Linked DNA regions of Mus musculus: region 2 is linked to region 1. The links are chromatin contacts, found by Hi-C or POLR2A ChIA-PET in ENCODE. All regions are on one chromosome and are shown on one strand. Each heading gives the region's core, a stretch centred on a gene start or an enhancer-like site at or near the end of the contact. The rest is flanking DNA. Distances are from core to core; before and after follow the strand shown. Region 1 overlaps Arid5b (AT rich interactive domain 5B (MRF1-like)). Region 2 overlaps Arid5b (AT rich interactive domain 5B (MRF1-like)).

The links. A loop is a pair of places that touch in the nucleus more often than their neighbours do. ChIA-PET counts read pairs that join two places held with the same protein, here RNA polymerase II (POLR2A).
Region 2: a map of regulatory T cell shows a loop between it and region 1 (2.1-fold over the local background). The contact joins two enhancer-like sites. A Hi-C loop is called at or near these places in 1 of 37 maps with a recorded cell type or tissue (regulatory T cell). POLR2A ChIA-PET finds 5 or more read pairs at or near these places in 4 of 5 experiments (Patski and embryonic stem cell).

The regions. Positions count from the first base shown.
Region 1 is chr10:68,110,566-68,116,690 of GRCm38, reverse strand. The region is part of intron 8 of Arid5b (AT rich interactive domain 5B (MRF1-like)); the gene reads left to right. Among named protein-coding and RNA genes, the nearest start is that of Gm51770, 37 kb to the left of the region's middle. Within about 2 kb of position 2,826, at least 2 of the 3 ENCODE cell types and tissues checked have a DNase peak (open chromatin) inside an H3K27ac peak, as active enhancers do.
Region 2 is chr10:68,162,793-68,168,917 of GRCm38, reverse strand. The region is part of intron 4 of Arid5b (AT rich interactive domain 5B (MRF1-like)); the gene reads left to right. All of the region lies in intron 1 of Gm51770 (a long non-coding RNA gene), which reads right to left. Among named protein-coding and RNA genes, the nearest start is that of Gm51770, 15 kb to the right of the region's middle. Within about 2 kb of position 2,942, at least 1 of the 3 ENCODE cell types and tissues checked has a DNase peak (open chromatin) inside an H3K27ac peak, as active enhancers do.

The DNA of each region.
Region 1 (6,125 bases), core at 1,577-4,076:
TGTTCATTACGTTCCCTTGAAGTTCAAGGGCATGTTTATCAGTATCTCATTTTTGACTGTGTGGCCAGTTAACAAAAGTTATAATGTTTGTTTGGGAATAATTGAAGTAAATTGAGTTGGGTTTAGTACCTTGTGAAAAATTCCCTTTGAGCATTCCCAAGAGATTGCCCTGGCCCTATTGTAATCTGGAAAGATTCTTAAACATCAATAATAGATGTTCAAATTACCACTCTTGGTAGCACTGTTTCATATATATATAAATATAACTGTGATTTCTCTCAGTACTTAACATCAAAGCTCACACATTCCTGTTACCCGCTGTACCAGGCAGCTGATCCCCAATACAATGCCTCCTGGGTGAGGGCTTTGCCCACAGTGCTGGAGGCTACCATAACCTACTTATCTTTGGCTTAGGAGCCTCTAATCAAATCATGGCATGAGAGACATAAAAACATACTCTCTCCTCTCCAAAAGTTCCCAGCACCCGAACCATTAATCTTAAGGGGACCCAATGACAGATAAAACTGGCAAAAGGACTCACATAGCTGCAGCTAGCCCACTTCCTCGACAAATGGGCATAGTCATTAACTACATTTTACAACACAGCATATGATCAAGAGCAGGCAAGAACTGGGTTAGAGAGAAGGATTGAGAAGGATCGAATGAATATAGGATGTGTGTATGTGTGTGTGTGTATGTGTGTGTGTGTGTGTGTGTGTGTGTGTGTGTGTTTCATTTTTCTTTAATGAGGTGCATGGGTACTTTGCCTCTTACATGTGTGGAGGAGCCTACAGAGGCCAGAAGATGGAGTTAGATCCCCTAGAACAGGAGTTATGGATAGTTAAGAGTGACCACGTGATTGCCGGCCACTGAACAACTTCTGGAAGAGCAACTGGTGTTCTTAAATGCTGTGCTGTGTCTCCAGCCCTTGGGTGTGTTTTCCTTCAGAGGTTTTGTCAGTGACACAGTCTTGACTGGAATGCTCAGATACTCTGGTTGTACCTCGATGAATGACCTCCCTTTCCTAAGGTGCAGTAGATTCCTGAATGATGTAAAACTGTCCATTTGGAAAGCCCTAGCAACCGCAGCCCATTGCGAAATGTTTTAAATGTTTCTTTTCATTTTCTGAATTTGTAGCATCAGACTAGACATTCTGTAAAGTTTTGGTCTCCCATTGGATTACATTTTTCAAGAGGTATAAAATATTCTTCCAGTTCTGGAACTTCTTAGGTCAGCGTTTGAGTTAGGAGACTGTGAGTGGTAGACTGGAAGCCATGTTGAATTGTCAACAGGGAGAATTCCCAGTAGGCCCTGTCTTGAGCAGAAGGATGTGGCTTCAGTAGTTGAGGGGTGGCTTCAAGTGCTAGTATGAAGCATCGGGGAACACTGGTGTTGGTCTATGCAGATTTCCTGGGTTTCCATGAGAAAGAAGTCATTTGGGCTCTGCCCACAAGTTGCAGGGGTGTGCCTGGAAGAGTTGGGAGTTTAAGGGAGCCTTTTGAAAAGCACAGTACTTTTGACATCAGGGAGGATCTCTGTGGGGCTGACTCTGTGTGCTCATGGGTTTCTGGGACCAATGAAAGAAACTGGAGCCTAGAACAAATGGCTCTGCTATTATCCAGTGACACTGTGTCCGACCACACCAGTAGGTGTGTGCAGAGCCTGCAGCCAGGGATAGTTCTGCACTGATAACGAGCCTTTCTTTTGCTATCTAGACTGCTGCAGCCTTCTGATCAGAATGCTATGAACAATTAGTAATTAATAATCATTAGCTACCAGTATTTGAAGATCATGTTTCTCTTTTAAACCAGTCATGATTGAACAGGTTGATTTTTTTTTTTTTGGCAACATGACGCAGGTTAGGTATCTGAGGAAAGGGGGATCTCTTTTGAAGACTTGCCCTCGGTAGGTTTTCTATGAGCAGATCTGTAGGGCATTTTCTTTATGACTGACTGATGTGGAGGACCCAGGCCCACCTCTAGGGAGGGAGCCCCAAGCTGTATAAAAGCTATGTAAAGGAACAAGCAAGCGTCACAGAACAAGCCAGGAAGCCATACTACTCCACACCTCTGCTTCAGTTCCTGCTTCCAATTTCCTGCCTGGAGTTCCCACCTTGGCTTCCCAGGATGATGGAGTATGATGGAAATGTGCCAGGCAAATGGACTCTTTTCTCCCCAGGTTGCTTTTAATCAGGACTTTTTAATCACAGCAATAGAAAGCAAACTATAGCAATGTCCGTTAAGGGACTCACCAATAATCCCAAGGGCCAGAGTATGGGAAAGAGGCGGGGCCATAGTTCTTTGAATGTCTGCTCTTTCACTGGATCTCCCAAAAGACAGGGCACTCTGATCAGTTCAGGGACTCCAACCAAAGAAGAGGCTGGCCTCTTGCTAAAGGCATACCATCAGGTTCATTCATTCTTTTCAGTAACAAGTCGTGTGGCCACACAGAAAATGGCTGGCTGTTTTGGTGAACAGCCACCATTTTCAAGAAGCTTGGGAAGTTGAGAGAGAGATCAGAACTTTGTGGTGACTTTTCTAAAGCCTTCCAGAGATGGGTCAGAACTACTGAAACCCTTCTTCCTCTGCAGCTGTGTGACGTCCTCTCATTTCTTAGTGTGTGTGTGTGTGTGTGTGTGTGTGTGTGTGTGTGTGTGTGTGTTGCATGCACATGAGTGAGTGCATACATGCCTGCATGCATCCGTGCACGCACTCTTGTGCAAATATGACATGTGTGCGTGTGTAAAGTTCAGAGGACAATTTTTTGGGATTGAACTCAGGACACCAGGGTTGCTGGCAAGTGGTAGCCTTCCCTGCTGAGCCATCTCCCTGGCCCCTACATTATTCTTTGAAGCACGGTCTTTTCATCCATCTGGTTCAGCTGGCTAGCCAGCCAACTCCAAGGATCTGTCTCTGACCCACAGTGCTGTGGTGAATAGCACACTGCCGCTACTACTGGGTTTTACATGGTGCTGGGTTTCAAACTCAGGTCCTGACACTTGCTGAGCCATCTCCCCAGCTGCTTCCCTGTGGGAAGAATAGTATTCTTACCCTTCTAATACAGGGAGTACTGTTTCCCAACCCCTCCCTTTTGCTTTGCTTCCCTGGACAATGATGGAGGAGTGAGGGCTCTACATCGCGTTATCTACCGCTGATGTATTTTTTTATGCAGTGCGGTTCGTGGTTCCAGTAAATGTTTTTGTTTTACTACAAGAAAAGGAAAAAAAAAAAAAGCATCCCCAGTTCCTCATTAAATGTTACTTGTATGTTATTAGTTGGGCACTTTGGGTTTATTAATGAGTGCAATAATAAAAGTAGGAGCCATAGAAATGAATCAATGGGTGTTTTTATTTAAGGCAGAGCAGAGACCGTACTTACAGTGGCTGTGAATGTCTCGCTGTCGCTGAGGGCCCTGCTCGTCCAAACCTGTCTCTGATTGGTTTAAATAAAATAGGTCCAAGCACTTCATAAAAATGTCTTTGTCAGCCCTGGTTTTGCTTCTAAACCGATTCATCTCTGTCAGTGTTTAATATTAGTGCCAGGCTCCTGGCCATAGTCCATTAGTACTGTATTTAATTGTTCATGTTACAGATGATTACCAATATAAAAAGCCTTCGTGTTTTCCCAGAGCGAGGCTGTTGCTATGTAGACGTCTCAAACTCAGCAAAGCTTATGAAATAGGGTTGCTTTCAACATTTCTTGCTGAGATTTATAGATTAAGTTACTGTTGATGAGAACGCCAAGAAATGTCTGTGTTCTCCCTGGCAAAGGGCTCTTCTGAGGACCACATTTTCTTTCTTATCCAACCCTGAAGATGCCCTGAATTATTATCCTTTTTTTTTTTTAAATTGGGTAAGAAACAAAAACAAAATGGCTACTTCTGTGGACTTTTTTTAATAGCTTGATTTTTTTTTTTTTTCTGGAGTAGTAATTCATTTTAAAGGCTTTGTTTTCATATGTAAGTTTTCTTGTTTTTTTATGTTTTTGAAGCACAAAAAAGGGGGATCTTTACACAAAATACTAGATTACTGGTTTTAATTTTCTTGAATGAATTACATGCTCTGTTTGTGTGGAGCACATGAAGTTGTTATTAGGGATTTTAAAAAGGAGCAGCATCAGGGCTAAAGCGCTTTGTGGTGTGCTTTTCTGAGTATTTAGGAAATCAGAATCCGAAGCAAATGTATTTGTTTGTGAGGGAAATGAGCGTTTACACTTCATCTTCTTGCGTGCATAATGTCCAATTTCAAATTCTAACCTGCTTTTTCCGGAAGAGTTCCTTTGGTTAAGACTCCAATGGCTCTGGCTGCTTACTGCCGAGTGGCTTAGGGTGAGCCACACCCAACCCAGAGGCAGGGGCGTGGGGGGTGGCGGGGTGGGGGGGCAGAAACTGAATGACAGTCATCTCACAGGGTCTGCCTGCTTTTCAGAAGGTGGTGGGCAGGATGTGGGGGGGGTTGTGCACTGAGTAATACAAGTACTGTGCTCAAAATCAGACCCCCAAATCTTTGAGGTTCATAACTGGGCAAAAAGTCAAGAGAAAGGAAGTCAAGGTGAGATCCCATTCCATTCGTGTCTAGGACACAAGTCCATGTATCCTTGACACCCTTCAAGCTAATAAACACACAGTTGAGAAAGTCACAGGCAGGACCCCTTCATATTCATATGAACTATTGTTATCAGCCCATAAAAAGGCTTAGTGAATGAGGACAGCTACAGGTAAACTTTGTGAACTCACTTTGAATTGGAGCACAGTAATTTTATTTTCACTGAGTGTAATGAAAGAAAGAAAGAAAGAAAGAAAGAAAGAAAGAAAGAAAGAAAGAAAGAAAGAAAGAAAGAAAGAAAGAAAGAAAGAAAAAAAGAGAAAATAATCAGGGCTTGCATTTGTGTGTGTCTTTTGAACTTCTATTTTCCTTAATAACTCATTTTTAGTATATTTTACCAAAGTGGCAGAAGGGAACACGTTGGGCAGTTAGGAGAGTAGCCCTTTCCTCTGGTCGTTGGATATGTGCTGTTTCCTATCGTGGTCACAGACTCGGGTGGGTTTGATACGTTGGTGCATTGGGAGCAGAGATTGCTGAGGAAGGCACAGCGTCTGGTCCCTCACTGGATAGCAGCCTCCAGGAACCACTGCTGGCTCATGAAAGCTGCAGAAAGTCCCGGTTTATCTAACTTATCAAGATGCCTGACTCAGGGATGCCACTTAGGTAGTCAAGGCTTTAGAAATCAGATGTGTAATAGATAGAAAGACAAAGAGGCAGCAGAGAAGAGAGGCAGGAGGTTTCCACCCACAGTGAGACATCTTCCTGTAGGCTCTAGAATTTGAGCTGGATCTTAAAGAGGTAAGGTTAGAACTTGAGTCCATCATCAAACAGAGAAGGAAACTGGTTTTAGGGCCGGGAAGGTATGACATCACCTCCCTTGAAATTTCCCGTAGTTCCCAATTCTGTGCCATGGATATGATGATTAAAATGAATTTAAATTTTATAGGAAAGGCAATCCCCTTTCGAACATGCCTGTAAAGGAGTGGAAAGTGAGATTATGATTTCTAAGGCCTTGGTTTCCCAAGCCTGTGACTCAGAGGCAGGTAATGATGCTTGGTCCTCACTCCCTCCAGAGAGTATATCCAGCAGGTAGATTACTCCATCCCTCATCCAGAGTGGAGTTGCCAGTCAGGAATTATATCTGCTTCCTGGCTAACATCTTGTTCATAGGAATTCATGTGGGCAGACTCTTTTTCTCTTTCTGCAACACCGCCACCAAGCTAGCTCTCCTTGTCCCCTCAATACTAGAGGTCCAGCTGTCCCTTACTGACACACAGTAGCTGGAAAAGCCAAACTCATCTCGCTGCTGTGTTAGCATAGCTGCTCTTGGCCTGCCTGTATCCCTACCCCACCCCCACCCCACCCCCAGGCTTGCTCCCTGGACGGACCAGAATCTGGTCACTGTCCACCTCCCTCTCGCTGGAGTGACCTTTTACCATCCGTAAAGAACCTCTGCACAGAGGCCAGTCAGTAATTCCAACCCAAGAACCTCACTCTTTAAGCATGCCTAAAATGTTCTGGGAACTTCCCAATGCCTGGATATTTCAAGAAACTCAAACAAGACTCTAGCCAGAGCTCATAG
Region 2 (6,125 bases), core at 1,693-4,192, 52 kb before region 1:
TGGGTCAAGGGTAGTGGCAATAATCATATAACATAAAACAGCCTGCATTTCCTGTGTACGCATGCTGGTTAGTATGTGTGCACACGTTTCTAGAAATTCAGAAACTGCCCAGGGCGTGTACGTTTGCAAAAGTAAGGCATGCTGTTCGGTTCTTTCCCTGATCCCACCTCCTTTCAAAAATAGAAACTCAGAAGTTCTGAGTCAGGCTACAGATTATTTGGCTGGTTCAACTGTAGAGTAAGTTATTAATGACACCCAGATGTTGTTTTTAGTGATTGGATGTTTTCGGCTGTGAAATAATATTTTCTTGTGTGTGTGTGTGTGTGTGTGTGTGTGTGTGTGTGTGTGTGTGTAGTGTGTAGTATGTGATGTGGTATGTGTGTGTGCATGTACGCGCATGTGTGTGTGTGTGCTCAGAGTGATGTTTCTTGCTGTGATCCACAGCATGTGGAGAAAAAGCCCAATGGCGGAAGCGTTTGCATGTCCAATGGCATCACTGATAAGTGACTGCTTCATTCTTTATTTTTAGCTCGCACTGCCTTTTTTCCCATATGTCTAAAAATAAGTATTTGCAAGCTTTGCATTCTGCTGCTCATTGTAATACACAAAATATTTGTGCACAGAGCGAAACGCACTGATAGCGCTCAAGATGAGCTATTTCAAGAAAGGAAGGCTTGTTGTGCTAAGAGGAGATAAAATACATTTTTATGAGTGGTAATGTCAGAGAAAGCCATCCATCTTATTTTGAAATAGTTTTAAAGGAGTGGCTAGATAGTTGACCTCTGAAATGATTTAAATAGATTCAATGGGGTGGGAGGAAGGATTCCATGTCTAAAATAGTATGCTCTGCTATATATTGGCTATTGTAAGTCATCATCCAAAGATGGCACTTAGTGCCTGGTCATCTGGGACAGAGGCCCCTCTGTGTAGGATCACCCAAGCTGTCAACTTCCAGAAGACCTATTCTCCAGTCTTTGAGTCTATTCCAGCTCGTTAACACCTCTATCCCAAGGCTGGCAGAGAAAAGTAGAGGAAGAGGAAAAAAAAAAAAAGAATCACGTTAGTTGCTCTTAATAGCCTTTGCAAAGGCCAGCTCATGGCTGAGATAGAAGCCAGTGGTGGGAAGAAAATGTAAGATTTTTCTGCTTTCTGTTGTAGGCTCCCTTTCCTGCCTCGGCACAGCTAATCAATATTTGACTTAAAGACGTTTCAACGAACTTGACGCTGGAAGGCCTTGCTGACATAATCGTGTATTATGTCTTCCCGTTAAACTCCCAGAAATAGGGTGAGCACCGGAGAGTTAAATGGTGTCCTGCCTCCCCATATCTGAGGGAGACTCTCTCCTGGGCTATTGCTCCTAATCAGGGGTTCCACAGCAGGTGACAACTTTTAATTCACCTTCAGAGCTAGCCATCTCTGTGACAACTCTGTGGTATGATCACGCCTTCTGGCCCTGACCTGGTGACATTCGGTATTAATGAGATTGGCAGGTTGGGCTGTGACTGTGTTTACGTCTTTGTGTGTTGCTATACTTACAGTTCACCCAGAACAATCTGGGGCCAAGGTTTGCTCTTATCAGGATAGGTGGCTGGTTGACACCACCTCACAGATTCTATTAGAAGGGACAATAGAGTCATTCTTCAGTGTGGGCAGTCCTTAGCCACCCTTGCTGATATGTATTCTTTAAAGCACCCTGGCTATGCCACCCTCCCATTTCAGCCCCACTTTTGGACCAACCACGCAGCTCAGAGATTTGGGGCTTTGTCTTGGAAGCTCCTCCATCAATCAGAATTCCAAATTGACACTGTTAAGGTCCCCAGAGGTGTTGAGGGTCTGGATTCAGCAATTATGGTGAATAAAAACCTTGCAGCTAGCTAGGGCAAATGCCAGAATTCCAACTACTAACAGTGGAAAAGGGAAGTGGTTTATGTTAGACTATGGTCATACTCTTCTGATTAAACCCACTCAAAAAAAAAAAAGAGAGAGAGAAAGAAAGAAAGACAACACTGTAATATTTTCCAATGACTGTTTATCATGAATTACGTCAGCCTTCATTTAAGTTGCTATTATTTCTCCTTAATGCTTCTCTGGTGCCTACATAATTCACCACACTGGCAGCCTTGGGACTATGAAATAAGCTTTCACAGTGTCCATACAAGGCGTGGGTTTTTTTTTTTTTTGGTTGTTGTTGTTAATTATTATAAAACTCCTTTAACTTTTTACAAAGTGGCATAAAATATTGTTGAGGTATTTATGGCTCAAACGACATGGCTCTATTTTGCTCCTGGCTAGTTCTTAACTAAAGCAATCATTTGTGGTTATTAGAGCTGCCAGAGATATTATGTCAGAACTGGTTTAAGACTATTATGTATCACATGTCAGTACTTGAGGCTGCCTTTCAAAAAAAAAAAAAAAAAACCAAAAAAACAAAAGCGTGATTTTCATTTGCGTTCTTCCAGGGATCAATGATTTATAAGCTAACTGGAGTTCATTCCAAGGTGTACCCATCACCTGGGAGCCTGTCTCAAACCTCCCATCATCCGCTTGGAGTCTCTTTCCTGTGGATCTAAAAAAAATCTCTCCAAAGCAAACGTTGGCAAAGGTTGAGTTCCAAGCGAAGATTTGTTTCTAGGGAGTCATGGAATTAGCTGGAACTGCTTAATGGCCCGTGGCTAGGCTAGTTCTGAGTCCCTGAGTGTGTAGGTTTTTTCTGTGTAGATTTCCTAAGTGTTGAGACCAATGGTTATGACCTTCTGAAGGGGGGGAGGGGGAACAGTCCCCACTCATGGGTGAGCCTGCCTCAGATGCTCAAACAGCCTACCCCAGCTTTGTAAAGACAGTTCTTGGGTGAAGGACAGTATGGAGAAAGGCAAAGAACCAGGTCTGGGGTTCCACAAAGCTGCTCTTCCAAGCAAACTTTCTATTAATATGGTGCTCTGCTGAGCTGCAAATACTGTGTGTTCCCTCCTCGCTTATTTAAAGCAAGAAAGGAAGGGCGTGCCAGAACATTCTACAAAGAACGAAAACACATTAATGACTCATGTGAACAATTACTGATTTTTCTTAACATATAATTTCTTAATTACTGTCAACCAAAATAATTTGCATGATAATATCCTCAAGCCCCTCCCCCCAAGTGGTGTTTCATAGTTTTAGCTTGGGGATCAAAGAGTCTGTTTGATCAATAATCAGGGAAATTTAACTCCTTCCTTCTGACTGGATCCACAGGAAGCTGACAGGAGATATCTTCACAATAATTACCTCCAACACAATGGGGGGAAAAAAAAGAAAAAAAGAGCTCTCCAGTAAAGTAAACAGCTCTGGAAAGGGCTGCAGGCGGTTTCTTTAGCTTGAATTCAAGGAGGAAATTGTGACTTTTGTGAAACTTGCATAAATTTACATGTATCCTGTCAGAGTTTTAAAATTAGACAACATGCCTGAGTGCCCTGGAAATGAGTCTGCCATCCAGATTTAGAGAGCTTTTAGCTTTTTTAATTAAAGGCATTTCACAAGCCAACACCAGAGACACGAAGAAAATTACGTATTACATAAGAACACAGCAACCTTGGAGATTTAGTGAGTGAATATTTTGGATTTAGGAAGGAGATAAAAGGTGTGAAGGGAGCAGTTATGGGGAATTTTTTAAGGTGTTAAAAAAATTTTTTTTTTTTTCAGAGAAGCGAAAAGGCCAAACTGCCACTTGCTGTAGCCCTGGTTCTGGAACTGGTTCAAAGCTCACAGAACTGACTGTGAGTTTGTGGTGGTTGTTAATGAGCACTTGTGGCAGTGAGCTGGGATCATGGATTTGTTATGAATAGATATATTCAGATATATTCACATGCATATATTTGTATATGTATATGAAATTCATATATATATATATATATATATATATATATGGAATTCAGAAGACAGAAGACAAGACTCATTACCACAGCAGATTATGAAAACCCCAAACAGTATGGTTATCATTGTGATAACCATATTTATCCGCTGCTCTGCCTCATATCCCACAACCCCTCTTTCTAAATGCCTTAATAATGCCTGATAATGAAATACTGTTATTGGCCATGTTAAACCATTTAAAGAAACTTAGACTAAATACTGTCAGCTCGTGTTTGCTTTCCTGGCGTGCTCATTTATTGAGAAATTTGGAATGAATGTTAAACATCTGGGCATAGCTTGGTGCACGCAAAGCCATCTTTAAAATGTGTATATTTCAGAACTTCTTTAGTGTATTTATTTAGAAATCTGGGAGAACTCTGTAAACATGTTGGAGGATATGGGTAACATTTGAATATGAAAGAGAAAGTCGGTGTAATTGAAAACCTAAATTTCATTTTCTATAACTATTACTCTGTTGGGAAGGACGACTTCTAGGGTGAGAGAAATCCAGGCTATGGTCAGGGCTGTTTATGGAGCAGTACCTCCCCATGTCTTATACCATATATATGAACCAGAAAAGCCCCCATTCTGGCCCCTTCTGGGTATGAGATATGATGTTTATTTCTTTAAAAAAAATAAAGAATTGGTTATTTCAGCACTTTAAGATATGGTTGGAGTTGCACTTGCCAGCTGCGTAGATAAACTGGAGTACAGCCAGGCCTACACACTGCAGTGCTAACTGCCTTTGGTTCTAGACAATTAACACATATGTTTTAAAGATCTTTTTAACTTTATATATATTTATATATGTGTATGTGCCCCCCTCCCCCTCTCCCTCTCCCTCTCTCCCTCTCACTTTCCCTCTCACTCTCTCGCTCTGTGTGCACATGTGCCACGTGGATATAGATGCCTGTTGAGGCCAGAAGAGATTATCAGACCTTCTAGGTCTAGATGACCAGTGACTATCAGCTGCCCAGTGTGGGTGCTAGGAACTGAAGTAGGGTTCTCTTGCATGTGTTCCTAACCATTGAGCCAACCCTCCATCCTATAGTCTGTATACTTTGTAGCCCAGCCTTTAAGACACTGATCCCATTGACACAATTGTGGTATTTGGGAGATGGTACAGTGTAGGAATCAGAAAGACAAAGTTATTAATGTATCACAAATGCGCTCCACTGTAGAAGTACAAAGAAGAATGACCATAATGGCAGAGTTTTCAGGTCTAAATTTTCCATTATGTGTGTCTCTCCTGGTAGCGGGTCTGAGGACCCAGGGCTACCTGTAGACTGGAAGCCCACTCTGAATTGTTCATTGTGATGTGGTTCATTGTGAATCTAGCTTTGCAGCATAGACCAGGCTGGACTCCAAAAGTTTTAATATCTTCCAGACAAGGTGCAGCTGAGATCTAAAGACCCTGATTATAGGAACAGCCATCTCTTGGGGCACAGAGGTTTTGTGGTGGGGACAGTTCTGGTCCATGGTGGTTGCTTCAGAGTTAGGGCAGGTTTTATTATTATTATTATTATTATTTTGTTTTAAAACTACAATTTAATTACATTACTTTCCTCTTTCCATTTTCTTCCTCCGGCCCTTCCCGTGTATCCCCAACCCCCAATGGCTCTGTCTCAGATTCACGGCCCATGCCTCCTCACTGGGCCACATTAACATTGTGGGGGGAAGCATGGCGGACCCAACTCCAAGCAAAGAACTAGGAGCATCTAAAGAACACTGAGAGAGGAAAACTTCAGTCTTCTCCAGAGAAGAGCACCACCCCACCCCCATTAGCCATTGAATACCGAGTGGTCAGCCCTGAACATTTACATTCATTTTATTTTTAAAATTTATTGGAAGGAGTGTGTGAGTGCCACAGCACGGGTGTGGGAGCCAGAGCCCAAGTTGGTGGAATTGGTTCTGTCCTTCCTCCACCTTCACGTGGGTTCTAGGGAGCCAGCCAGGATTCAACATGGGTCATGAGGCTTGAGTGACAAGCACCTTTGCTCTGGCGAGTCATTCTGCTGGCCCATCATACCATCCTTGGTCCCTAGCCCTTTGCTTATGGCTTCCATAAGTGCTCATTTACCATTATATAATTAGGAGGCTGTCATCAACAAAGATAAAAATTGATGTATTCTCCTTGGGCAGATATCCCCTGGGCCTTCTAAAGAACTGAAACATGGTAGCTCTGGAGAGATACTTTACTGGGTAAATGGGTTTTTTTCTTCCAAATTGTGGAGATCTGA